3 separate regions of the Homo sapiens genome follow, and all the other regions are linked to region 2. The links are chromatin contacts, found by Hi-C or POLR2A ChIA-PET in ENCODE. All regions are on one chromosome and are shown on one strand. Each heading gives the region's core, a stretch centred on a gene start or an enhancer-like site at or near the end of the contact. The rest is flanking DNA. Distances are from core to core; before and after follow the strand shown.

Region 1 (3,580 bases), core at 1,035-3,534, 460 kb after region 2:
CATTTTAGGGACACCTGCTGTCTGCTCAACCCCCAGCAAACCTGATTATTTCTTGAAGACATTCCCTTCTATGCTTGTGCATTGGTAAGGAGGATTAGGGATGATGCATTTAAAGACAAGAGTTTTAGGCTGGGCCTGGTGGCTCATATCTGTAATCCCAGCACTTTGGGCAGCTGAGGTGGGAGGATCATTTGAGGCCAAGAGTTCGAGACCAGCCTGGGCAACAAAGGGAGACTCCCATCTCCACACACAAAAAAATAAAAACTAGCCAGGTGTGGTGGTGTGTGCCCATAGTTCCAACTACTTGGGAGGCTGAGGTGCAAGGATCGCTTTAGCCCCGGAGTTTAAGGTTACAAGGACCTATGATCACACTTCTGCACTCCAGCCTGGGTGACAGCAAGACTCTCAAAACCAAACAACAACAAAATATATATATAGCTCTCTAGGTTTTTATGTTAAATATTAGAGTGCCTAAGAATGTACATGGTTGGCAGAGGATCTTGCAGCTCATAGTGATAAACTTTAGTATTTACATAAAAATACTAGATAGCTAGTAGATTCAATGTTCTGCTTCTGAAAAAGATATATTTTTGGTTTTGCCTTTTAGTGAATTTCTTTTGGATGCTTAACACAATGTTAATATAGTTACAAACCAACTTGCTAATATTTGGAAACCCACTTAAAAGCTATCTTCATTTCATATGATGTGATTTTTAAGATTTTAAATTTGGGGCTGAGTTTGTATCTTAATAATTAAGGCTGCACACATTGACAACTACAAAATAATGCCTGGGAAGATGAGTCCTGAGGCTAATTTTATATTTATGTGGATGAGTGTGGAGGGGGATAATAATTCTGAAATACTTAATCACAGACCTAAAATGTAGATCTATGGGTAATTTTAAATGTTGCCTGTCAAGGCTTAATAGGGACTTGACAACAGCTAGGATGGAAATTATTTCAACACTTAAATATGCTTACTTTGTGCCGGACGCTGTTCTAAGTCTTTTACAAATATTTACTTGATATTTGTATTTTGTGTACTATTTTGATTTCTGCAACATTATTAGGCTTCATACTCTTCTGTGGGAACTGGGTTCAAATGGTTCCAGATGAAAATACAAATAGTCCTGTGATTAGTTTTGTTCTACATCTTATGACAGATACTTCATGAAAGGAAATATGAAAAGGCCACATCTTGCTTTGAAATAAGTGAGATGGAGCCTCTCCCTCTTTTTACTGTTAATGTTCATAGTTTTAAAAATCCTAGAATTTTGCTGCTTTTCAAAATGTTAAGTTGGAAAGCAAGAATAAAATGACCCTTTTTTCAAATGTTTTCTGTACCATTTATTGCATTGTTTACATTTTATGCATCTCATTTCTAAATGAACTCATGGTAACAGAGACTGTAACACTTTTGCATCACCGGAATCTTCTAGGTGTGTAAAATGATGGACGAGTGAATGAATAAATGGGGGAGTGGTTCAGAGCTTGGAATGGCGCTATGAAGGTGGTGAAGTGACGTCCCTACCCCCTCAACACACATATAAAAATTATGAATTTATAAACATTTTCCTCTTGATGTAATTTTTCAATGGAGGGAAGAGGATAAATTCATAGTTCTGGCACTTACATCTGGAATTAGGCTACACAGTCTACGGGAAGCAAGTTAACACAGTCTAACAGATGCACGTGAATTTCATGCTGGGCGAAGATGAACTATGTGGAAGATGACTTATAAGGAGCTTTTATGTTACATCTTGGCAGTTAACACAGTCTAACTGATGCACGTGAATTTCATGCTGGGCGAAGATGAACTATGTGGAAGATGACTTATAAGGAGCTTTTATGTTACATCTTGGCAGTTAACACAGTCTAACAGATGCACGTGAATTTCATGCTAGGCAAAGATGAACTATGTGGAAGATGACTTATAAGGATCTTTTATGTTACATCTTGGCCTGAGGTTAGGAAACTAAAGATGACAAAGGCACTGTTTTAGTATGGGTTTTCTGGTTTCGCTTTTGTCGTGGGGGCGGGGTGGGATAGTGGACTCGTACCCTAACAAAGACCCACTCGAGGCTGCGTGTCGGCCCGGGGGCAGCAGGGGGCAGGAGAAGCTGGCTCTAGACCACGCGTTCCTTTTCACGTGACCAGTCGCTCTCTTTCCCGTGGCGGCCCTGCTTCCGGCAGGGGCATCACCCGGAAGTGGGGGTAGTCGAGGGAGGGAGGGGTAAAGGCGGCTGGCCGCCGCGGCGGGGGGTGGGAAAAGAGAAGCAGAGGGAGGAGTTGTTGCTGCCGCCGCCGCAGCCGCAGCTACTGTGACTTCTCCGATTGTGTGAGCTTTGTTGGAGCCTGCGTACGTGGATTTATCGCTGCCACGGTCTGCGTAGCTCCAGAGGTTTAACCATAGGATAGAGAAACCAGGTAAGTCCTACATTGGCTTCCCGTCGTCCTTTCTCCTGGAGGGGGTCTTCTGTGCTGTCAGTTTGTACTACGAGTGTGGTGAGAAGGTCATGTTAGTCTGGGGCAGTCTCGAAAGTTTCACTTATTCACAATTCAGGTATTAACTACATTTATGTTTTACCTCCCCTAACAGGGGATAGAGGAGGGGAAATTAAATCCTGACCTGTGTCACTTTCTTGTACCCTCTTGGAGAGAATGTCCTGATCATCCATGGCCTACGTTACCCAATTAATTGAGGGTACAAGAAAGTTTGTGTTTGGCATTGAAAGTCACATGGACTGGGGTCTTTGCTTAGTGACACCTCTTTATACTTTGGAAGCTAAGGTTACTAAAATGACCATAATTGATGAAATAATAATTGAAAAATAGATATTTGGCTTCTTGTCTTGCTCTGGGAGCGTAAGGTAAACTGAGAGAACTCTTGTTTCCACTTAGTTTTGTTCATTGTGCCCCCTTTCCAGTAAAGTTACTGTCCATTGTCCGACCCTGTGGCATCTTATCTTTGACACTTTTCTTCGTTGTAGACGTTGAGATTATCTTAAGCACAAACACTTATCGTTTCACAATTCAGCGTTTGTCCAGGATCTGATCTTTATTTTAATCACAGACTCTTTATCTACAATAGTATGGCTTTGTATTGAGAATATGTGCAGAACATTGAATTAGATGATACTGAGGTTATTAATTTTTTTTTTTTTTTGCCGGGTGCGGGGGGGTGGTGGGGAGGGGGTGATGCACAAGAAATAAGACAGAGTTCCTGGCCTCAAAAGAGTTTACTTACAGTAGGCTGGGCGCAGTGTCTGACACACCTGTAATACCAACACTTTGGGAGGCCGAGGAGGGTGGATCACCTGAGGTCAGGAGATCGAGACCAGCCTGGCCATCATGGCGAAACCCTGTCTTTACTAAAAATACAAAAATTAGCTGGGCGTGGTGGCGGGCGCCTGTAATCCCAGCTAGTCGGGAGACTGAGGCAAGAGGATCGCTTGAACCTGGGAGGCGGATGTTGCAGTGAGCCGAGATCGTGCCACTGCACTCCAGCCTGGGCTACAAGAGCGAAACTGTCTCCAAAAAAGAAGAAAGAAAAATAAACAGTTTACATACAATTGAGTCC
Region 2 (3,312 bases), core at 484-2,983:
ACAATTAGCGACACAAGGACAATAATCGCATCTATACCTCCACTCCTTCTGCCTTCTTACTTTGAATAATTTAATAGCAAATCCCAGACAGCGTATGATTTCATCCATAAATACTTCAATATGAATGACACTTTCTGCATTTCTGTGTCCCCTACAATTGGAAGATGACTTGCATCTATGTCCGCTGCTACTGGGAGCACCTCAGATTATTTCTGAGTGTGCCTATTATGTGCCGCATCTTGTGCTTGGCTTCAGAGGTTCTGTCTGAGCTGCAGAGGCACAACAGTACCAAGCCACAATACTCCCAAACGAGAATTGCTACGGTTCCAGGGGAGTGAGCTCAGGGTGCACGTGGGAGCCCAGGAGTAGGACCCTGAATTGCACTAAGTGAATTGAGCGGAATCGGTTTTCTCATCTCATGGTGACCCTGAGTTCAAAGTTGCCACGAGACTAGGGGTCGCCAGCAGGAGGCGCTGCAAAGAGAGGGGATGGCGCGGGGCTCCCTGTGTTCAGTTTCTCCTGAGGGAGCCTGGGAAGGCAGCCATCGCCGGCTGCGGGTGAAAACCAAGTAACAACACCCTTTCACAGGCGATCGGGACGCCGAGTGCCAGGGCCCAATAGGTGCCCCAGGATTCAGGTTCGGGGCACAGGTGCAGGGGTGCAGGGCAGGTCTGGCACCTGCTCCCCAGGACTTCTGGACGCTGCCCGTTGACCTGGCTGCCGCCGGTTCCTGTCCCAACTGCCGCTCTTCCTGATAGAATATCTCGGAGCAAGGCACTGGACAGAACGAGGAAACACCTGTTTCCAACAAGAAACGAGGTAGGGGGGAAGCCCCCACCAGGCTTCCAATGGCCTCTCATTGAGCTTGCTCTCGAGAGCCTCTTAAAAGCGCGCCCAGAAAGCCAGCGGAGATCATTTTTCAAAAAGATCGCTTTCTATTTCTTACTCCCCCTCTCCTTTTCCTAAGCCTAAGCTGTAACGTCTCTTTCTTTAAAAAAATAAAAATTCATCTTTCCTCTGAGGGGTTTCCCGCTCCTCTCAGACCCCGTAAGGCCCTCCCCTTGGAATCTGCAAGGACCACCACCCCCAACCCCAAATTTTGCAACTGCATTGGCTTCCAGGTTTTTCACTTCCTCGGTACCCCGCCAACCTATACAGGTAGGAATTAGGACTTGGGGGCCGTGGAACAAAGAAACCAGGGAGTCCCTGTCCCGGGTCAGATGCCCTTTCCGCAGCCTCCGACCAACTGGGGAACAAGAGGAGATCAGGAGCATGTGAACCCCCCAACTCCCGTCTCATGGCACTTTCCAAAGGCTAGCACAGCAGCCCGAGGACGCGTGGGAGGTGGGGACAGCCCCCGGGCAGCAGACAGACAGACCCCCACGGAACAGGCCTTGAGTGGCCGTGCGCGCCAGCGGCCTCCACGCACTGGGCTCTGTTATTTCATCAGCAGTTTCAGAAGAACCTGCCAAAAGCAGTTATGCCTCACTGCAATGTGTAGCTTTTTCCTGCCATTTTTTCATAATAAAAGAGGGAGTGAAGCTCGCTCGCTCTCTCCCTCCACCCCCCTCTCCCAAAAAGAGCCAAATGGATGCAAGAAAAAAAAAAAAAAAAGAACCCACACACCAATCTCCGAGGGGATGCCAATGAGGTGTGGCTTGTATTTAAATATCCAATATGTCAATGTAAGGGGAGTGGGTATGTATATAAAGTGCCGTTTGCATCTGATAGCTGGACGAAGCCAGCTATGAGAGGCCGGGGGAGATGGATGCGGAGGGGAAGAGGCACTTTGACTGAGAGCAAGGTCAGGAGCACGCTGCCCCGCGCTCCCCGCCACTGAGAAGTTCCTTGGACGCGAACAGACGTCGACTGCAGCTCGGCAGAGCGCGGAGCAAGCGAGCTAGCGAGGGAGCGCCGCCGAACCGCCCGCGCCCGCTGCGGGGAGAGGCAGTTCGCGCCCCGTGGCCCCGGCTCGGCCCGCGCGCGCCCAGCACAACCAGCGCCGCAATCGGCCCAGCCATGGCAGAGGTGGGGGGCGTCTTCGCCTCCTTGGACTGGGATCTACACGGCTTCTCCTCGTCTCTGGGGAACGTGCCCTTAGCTGACTCCCCAGGTTTCCTGAACGAGCGCCTGGGCCAAATCGAGGGGAAGCTGCAGCGTGGCTCACCCACAGACTTCGCCCACCTAAAGGGGATCCTGCGGCGCCGCCAGCTCTACTGCCGCACCGGCTTCCACCTGGAGATCTTCCCCAACGGCACGGTGCACGGGACCCGCCACGACCACAGCCGCTTCGGTGAGGACGCGGTCGGGGGAACGGGAGGCGGGCGGACGGCGCACTGGGGAGCCCACAGCTCCGGGCTCAGGCGTAGGGCCCGCAGACCGCCCCCGGGCTTGGTGTCGTCCGGGCCAGTCGAGGCGAGACACGACGGCGCGGTCGTGGGCCTCTCGACATCAGGGGGCCCTGCACCCTCGGACACTTTCAGGTGGGGGCGGGGGCGCCTTGCGGTGGGGCCTCTCCTTTCGCCGCTCCACAGTATCTCCCCAGGGAGCAAGGGGGTAGTTCTGGGAGCTGGACTCTAAGCCTTGAATGAAAGCAGGTGGAGCTGAGACAGGGGTGGGAGCTCTCGCCTAGGAGGCCGGGACCGTGGCTGCAGCGCGGGCCGAGCCTCGAAGGCAGCAGGGCTGTGGCAGCTGATTTCCTGGAACAGGATCCTGCATGGGCCGTGGGCATGTGAGGCGGTCGGCCGGCACACAAATCGCTTTTGGCCCGTGGGTACCAGGCAGCTGTGGCCTCCGCCTGCCTTGGGGTCGCTCTGTCCAGGGTAGGAGACAATCCAGGCAGCCTGGCACGAATTGGGAATCTAGGAAAACCTCGCGGTGTCCACCGTGTAAGGGCACAAGTCCTGGGGCAGCTTTTGCCGGAAACTACCTCTGGACTCCTTGCCTCAGTGAGGAAACCGTCCTGGGCCCACTCCCAGTCCCAGAAACAGTTGTCTCTTGGGCCCAAAGCAGGAAACGTTCAACCTCCATCCAGGATTGTCTGTTTGCCTGCCACTATACAAACTGTTCAACACAGCTGCCTGTCTCACATATAGAACTAATTACACAATTAATATAAGCCTTGATCTGAGACAAAGATCATTAGGTTTCTAAGCAAATGTGTTCGCTCCTCGGTAATTTGCCATTTTTATTTTCAATTTCCAATTCTATACTAAGACATCATGGGGGGTTCTGTGACAGCTACCTTTGCCCCTCCGCATCCTCCAATGTCCTCTGCTTCCTCCCAAGGACCCTATAATCCAAGAAAGACAC
Region 3 (3,463 bases), core at 803-3,302, 340 kb after region 2:
TACAAGCTGTATAACTTCGGTCAAGTTCTTGATCTATGTCTCACTTTCCTCCTCATCGGTAAAATGGGCAAAACCAAGTACTTACCTCACAGGTTTGAGAATTCATCAAGATTATAAAGAACGACAATAAGCACTCAACTTAGTTATGATTATTACTCTTATCATCAAGATCTACAAAAATCCAAGACTAGTAAGAAAAACTGACCCTTGTGTAAAATTAATTATTCTATTCAGAAATTCTATATACGTAATTTGTTCATTCTAAAGAAACTGAGAAGATCCGACTTCAAACTATAGTTTCAAATGTAGACTTTGTGAAACTTAGTAAAATCTAGAGGTCATAATTTAACTGTAAGGTACACCATCCATGCATATGAACATGAGTGCCTGGTAATTACAGGCCAACAAGTTATACTGGGTACCACTTACGTGCCTAATACCCCACAGATAAAGATTTGTTGTATTTGAGCCTACTGACAAATTCAGAAACCAAGGCCACAATCGTGTACACAACTAGAGATCTACAATCTAAGAACTGAAGCATATCTTTCCCCAAGGTAAAGAAAATATAATCTACTGCTTGTTCATGCAGAAATACAGACATACGTATCATAGGCTCATTGCCCAATTCTACATTCTAGCTAAATTGCTCTAAAAACATATGCCAATCTAAGAGTTACTCAAAGGCACATTTCGCCAACTTGAAATGCAATTCTGACCCATGCTCCTTGTAATTTTATTTTGCCACTGGACGCCAAGGATGCATCTCCGAGTAAAAAAATTACTTAATTCACATTGTGGGATGAAAATTCAAATGTCAAACTGAAACGCCAGCCAGCCACCTGGGTAAAAGTGTATACATTTCATATTGACTACCCAAATTTTCAGACCCGTCAAGAGGCAAATCAGAAGCACACAGAAAAACAGCTTCAACCTAATAAACGTGCTTGATTGGTTAAGAGGAGGCCTGCCAGGCATTTTCCCTTGCAATAAATCTTACTTCGCATCAGCCCACGTTAACCTGCCCTTCATCCTTCATGGAATAAATAAGTAAATAAAGATAGGGCCTAATTACTCCTCGAAATTTGCCCAGAAAGTGGGGAAACACTTGAGGTCCCATTAAGGCTGGACATCACAAAAAGTAGTATACTAGGGTCCTCTGGAAGCAAAACCCTGTGTTAAGTCCCCCCTCGCCTAGAAATAAACCCAAGGATATCCTTCAGGATATGGAGTAGAAAAGATACCTAAATACCTGGAACTGCACCACAACCCAATCAAAAAAAGGCTTGTCTCCTGGGGCTGCAGAAAAAAAATCCCGCAGGGCCCGGGTGCTTCCCATCTCCAGCAACCTAAACGCCTCTAAGTCGTCCTGGGATCTCACATCCTCGCGCCCGCCCACCCCTCCCCCTCTTCTCACCCTCCCCCCGCTTCTTCCCCACGCAGTTTCTAGGCCCAAAGATTAGCAAAAATGACCGGGATACCAAAGACCGCCTCCGACTTCGAGGTCTCAATCCCACAGGCACCAAAGAATAAACAGAGGAGCCCGACCAAGCGTCACCGTTTAGGGGAGATTGCAAGAAGCGCCCCATACCCTAGGCCGCGCCCCCCCCACCTCCCCCCACCCCATCCCCACCCCCACCCCCGTCGGAGCCTTGCGCCGATACCCCGAAACCCTTCTCACCTAAAGAGAAAACGATGCCTCTTTCGGCTAAGCAACACACAGGCCTAACCCACCAAGCGAACGCCTTCCCAAACACCCGACTCAGACGGTGCCTGGGCCCAGACCGCTGGGGCCCATGAGACGGGGTTGCGTTTTACCTCATGGGCTCAGCGGTCATGTTTTCGCTTGAACGCCTTGTCGGCTTCTGTGATTGCTGGGCGCCGATCTGCGCTCCCCCGCGCCCGGTTACGATAGAAATGCACTGGAGTCTTAGTCGTCACTGTAGCTGCTGCTGGAACCTCCCCACAGCTCAAAGGCCGCTACCACTGCCACCGCCGCAGGAGCCGCGGAAACAAAGCGACACCGCTGCCGCCGCCATTTTGTTGGGCCGAGGCTCAGGCAGGAGAATTGGCGCGTCCTCCCTCTTTCTCTTTCCGTCAGCCATTGGCTACCTCCTCCAAAGCACAGAGTCTTATTGGCTACGGAAATTCACCTTCTTTGGGGGCCTGTTGCTAAGGCGGTCGACGTCATTTGATCCCCTCCACCTTTTCGCAGGGGGTCCAATTTAGTCCCAATTGACCTGAAAGTGCTAGTGACATAGTTTGACTTTATTTTGAAAATGCTCTTTTGGTCCAACCTCTTTTTTCTTTGACATATTAACGAAGTAATAACAGCAACCTACATTTATTGAGAGTTTACTATATGCTCGGCACTACACTAATCCTTTATCCGGGTTATCTCATTTAATCTTTACACTCTCTGAGGTAGACAAACCTACATTTTCCAGATGAGGAAACCAAGACACAAAGTCCCACAGTAGTGGAGCCGAGATTCACCAGACACTCTTAACCACTAATCTGTATGGCCATCCTATGTAAGTATTTTCTTTCCTATATGCTAGGCTATCATCAAGTTATTTGCTTTCCTAGATGTTTTATACATAATATTTGGCACACCAACATGCTTGGAAATGTATATGTGTATAATATACTTATATATATGTATATGTGTGCAGACGACATAAGACCAACTTGAACGCTGCATAAAATTCTTTCCATATTGAATAAAGTGTCTCTTAGAATACACACACACACACACACACACACACACACACACACACACACACGGGCCATTTCCCCAATTTGATGTGATGTTTAGCTCACAAACCAATCAATTTAGATCTGCTTCCTTCTCATTACAGAGGAAGCTTGGCTGGATGATCTGTAAATGCCTTTCCCGCTTTTATGATCTATAATTTGATTTTACATTGGTAATCTCTGCTAATCACAAACAAGTCCTCTAAAATCTAATCGCTTCGAAATTTATTTCCAAATTTATTCTGCCATGCATGCTTTAGTTCATTCTATTTATTTTTCTTGAAATATGCAAGAGCTCCTGTCGGGGTTAGGTGACAGGGTTGCTGCTTTCTACTGGGATAGCAAGAGGGGAGCCTTTTTTGAATGAAACACTTTGAAAATCTGATAGGCTCAGGCAACTTTTTTTTTTTTTTTTTCTGAGACAGGGTCTAGCTCTGTCACCCAGGCTGGAGTGCAGTGGCGTGACGCAGTTCACTGCAGCCTCGACCTCCTAGGCTCAAGCAATCCTCCCACCTCAGCCTCTCAAGCAGCTGGGACTGCAGGCGCGTGCCATCAAGCCCAGCTAATTATGTATTTATGTATTGGTATAGATGAGGTAGGTCTGTCTGTTGCCCAGGCTGGTCTCAAACATCTAAGCTCAAGCCATCCTCCAACCTCGACCTCCCAAAGTGCTGGAGTTACAGGGGTGAGCCACCGCGCCTGGCCT

The links. A loop is a pair of places that touch in the nucleus more often than their neighbours do. ChIA-PET counts read pairs that join two places held with the same protein, here RNA polymerase II (POLR2A). Pooled maps may share reads with other maps.
Region 1: a map with no recorded cell type shows a loop between it and region 2 (4-fold over the local background). The contact joins the promoter of ATP7A here to the promoter of FGF16 in region 2. A Hi-C loop is called at or near these places in 1 of 37 single-sample maps with no recorded cell type and 4 of 50 pooled maps. POLR2A ChIA-PET finds 5 or more read pairs at or near these places in 1 of 52 experiments (activated T-cell).
Region 3: a loop to region 2 is called in a pooled map, with 5 times the contacts of the local background. The contact joins the promoter of ATRX here to the promoter of FGF16 in region 2. A Hi-C loop is called at or near these places in 4 of 37 single-sample maps with no recorded cell type and 2 of 50 pooled maps. POLR2A ChIA-PET finds 5 or more read pairs at or near these places in 1 of 52 experiments (activated CD4-positive, alpha-beta T cell).

Annotation. Positions count from the first base shown.
Region 1 is chrX:77,908,409-77,911,988 of GRCh38, forward strand. ATP7A (ATPase copper transporting alpha) reads left to right here and starts at 2,285. Exons shown (of 23, transcript NM_000052.7): 1 at 2,285-2,427.
Region 2 is chrX:77,445,656-77,448,967 of GRCh38, forward strand. It overlaps FGF16 (fibroblast growth factor 16), which reads left to right and starts at 1,734. Exons shown (of 3, transcript NM_003868.3): 1 at 1,734-2,293. The coding sequence starts at 2,020. RefSeq lists enhancers at 632-821, 2,767-3,268.
Region 3 is chrX:77,784,164-77,787,626 of GRCh38, forward strand. ATRX (ATRX chromatin remodeler) reads right to left here and starts at 2,053. Exons shown (of 35, transcript NM_000489.6): 1 at 1,819-2,053. The coding sequence starts at 1,838. RefSeq lists a silencer at 1,667-1,716 and enhancers at 1,817-1,926, 1,937-2,126.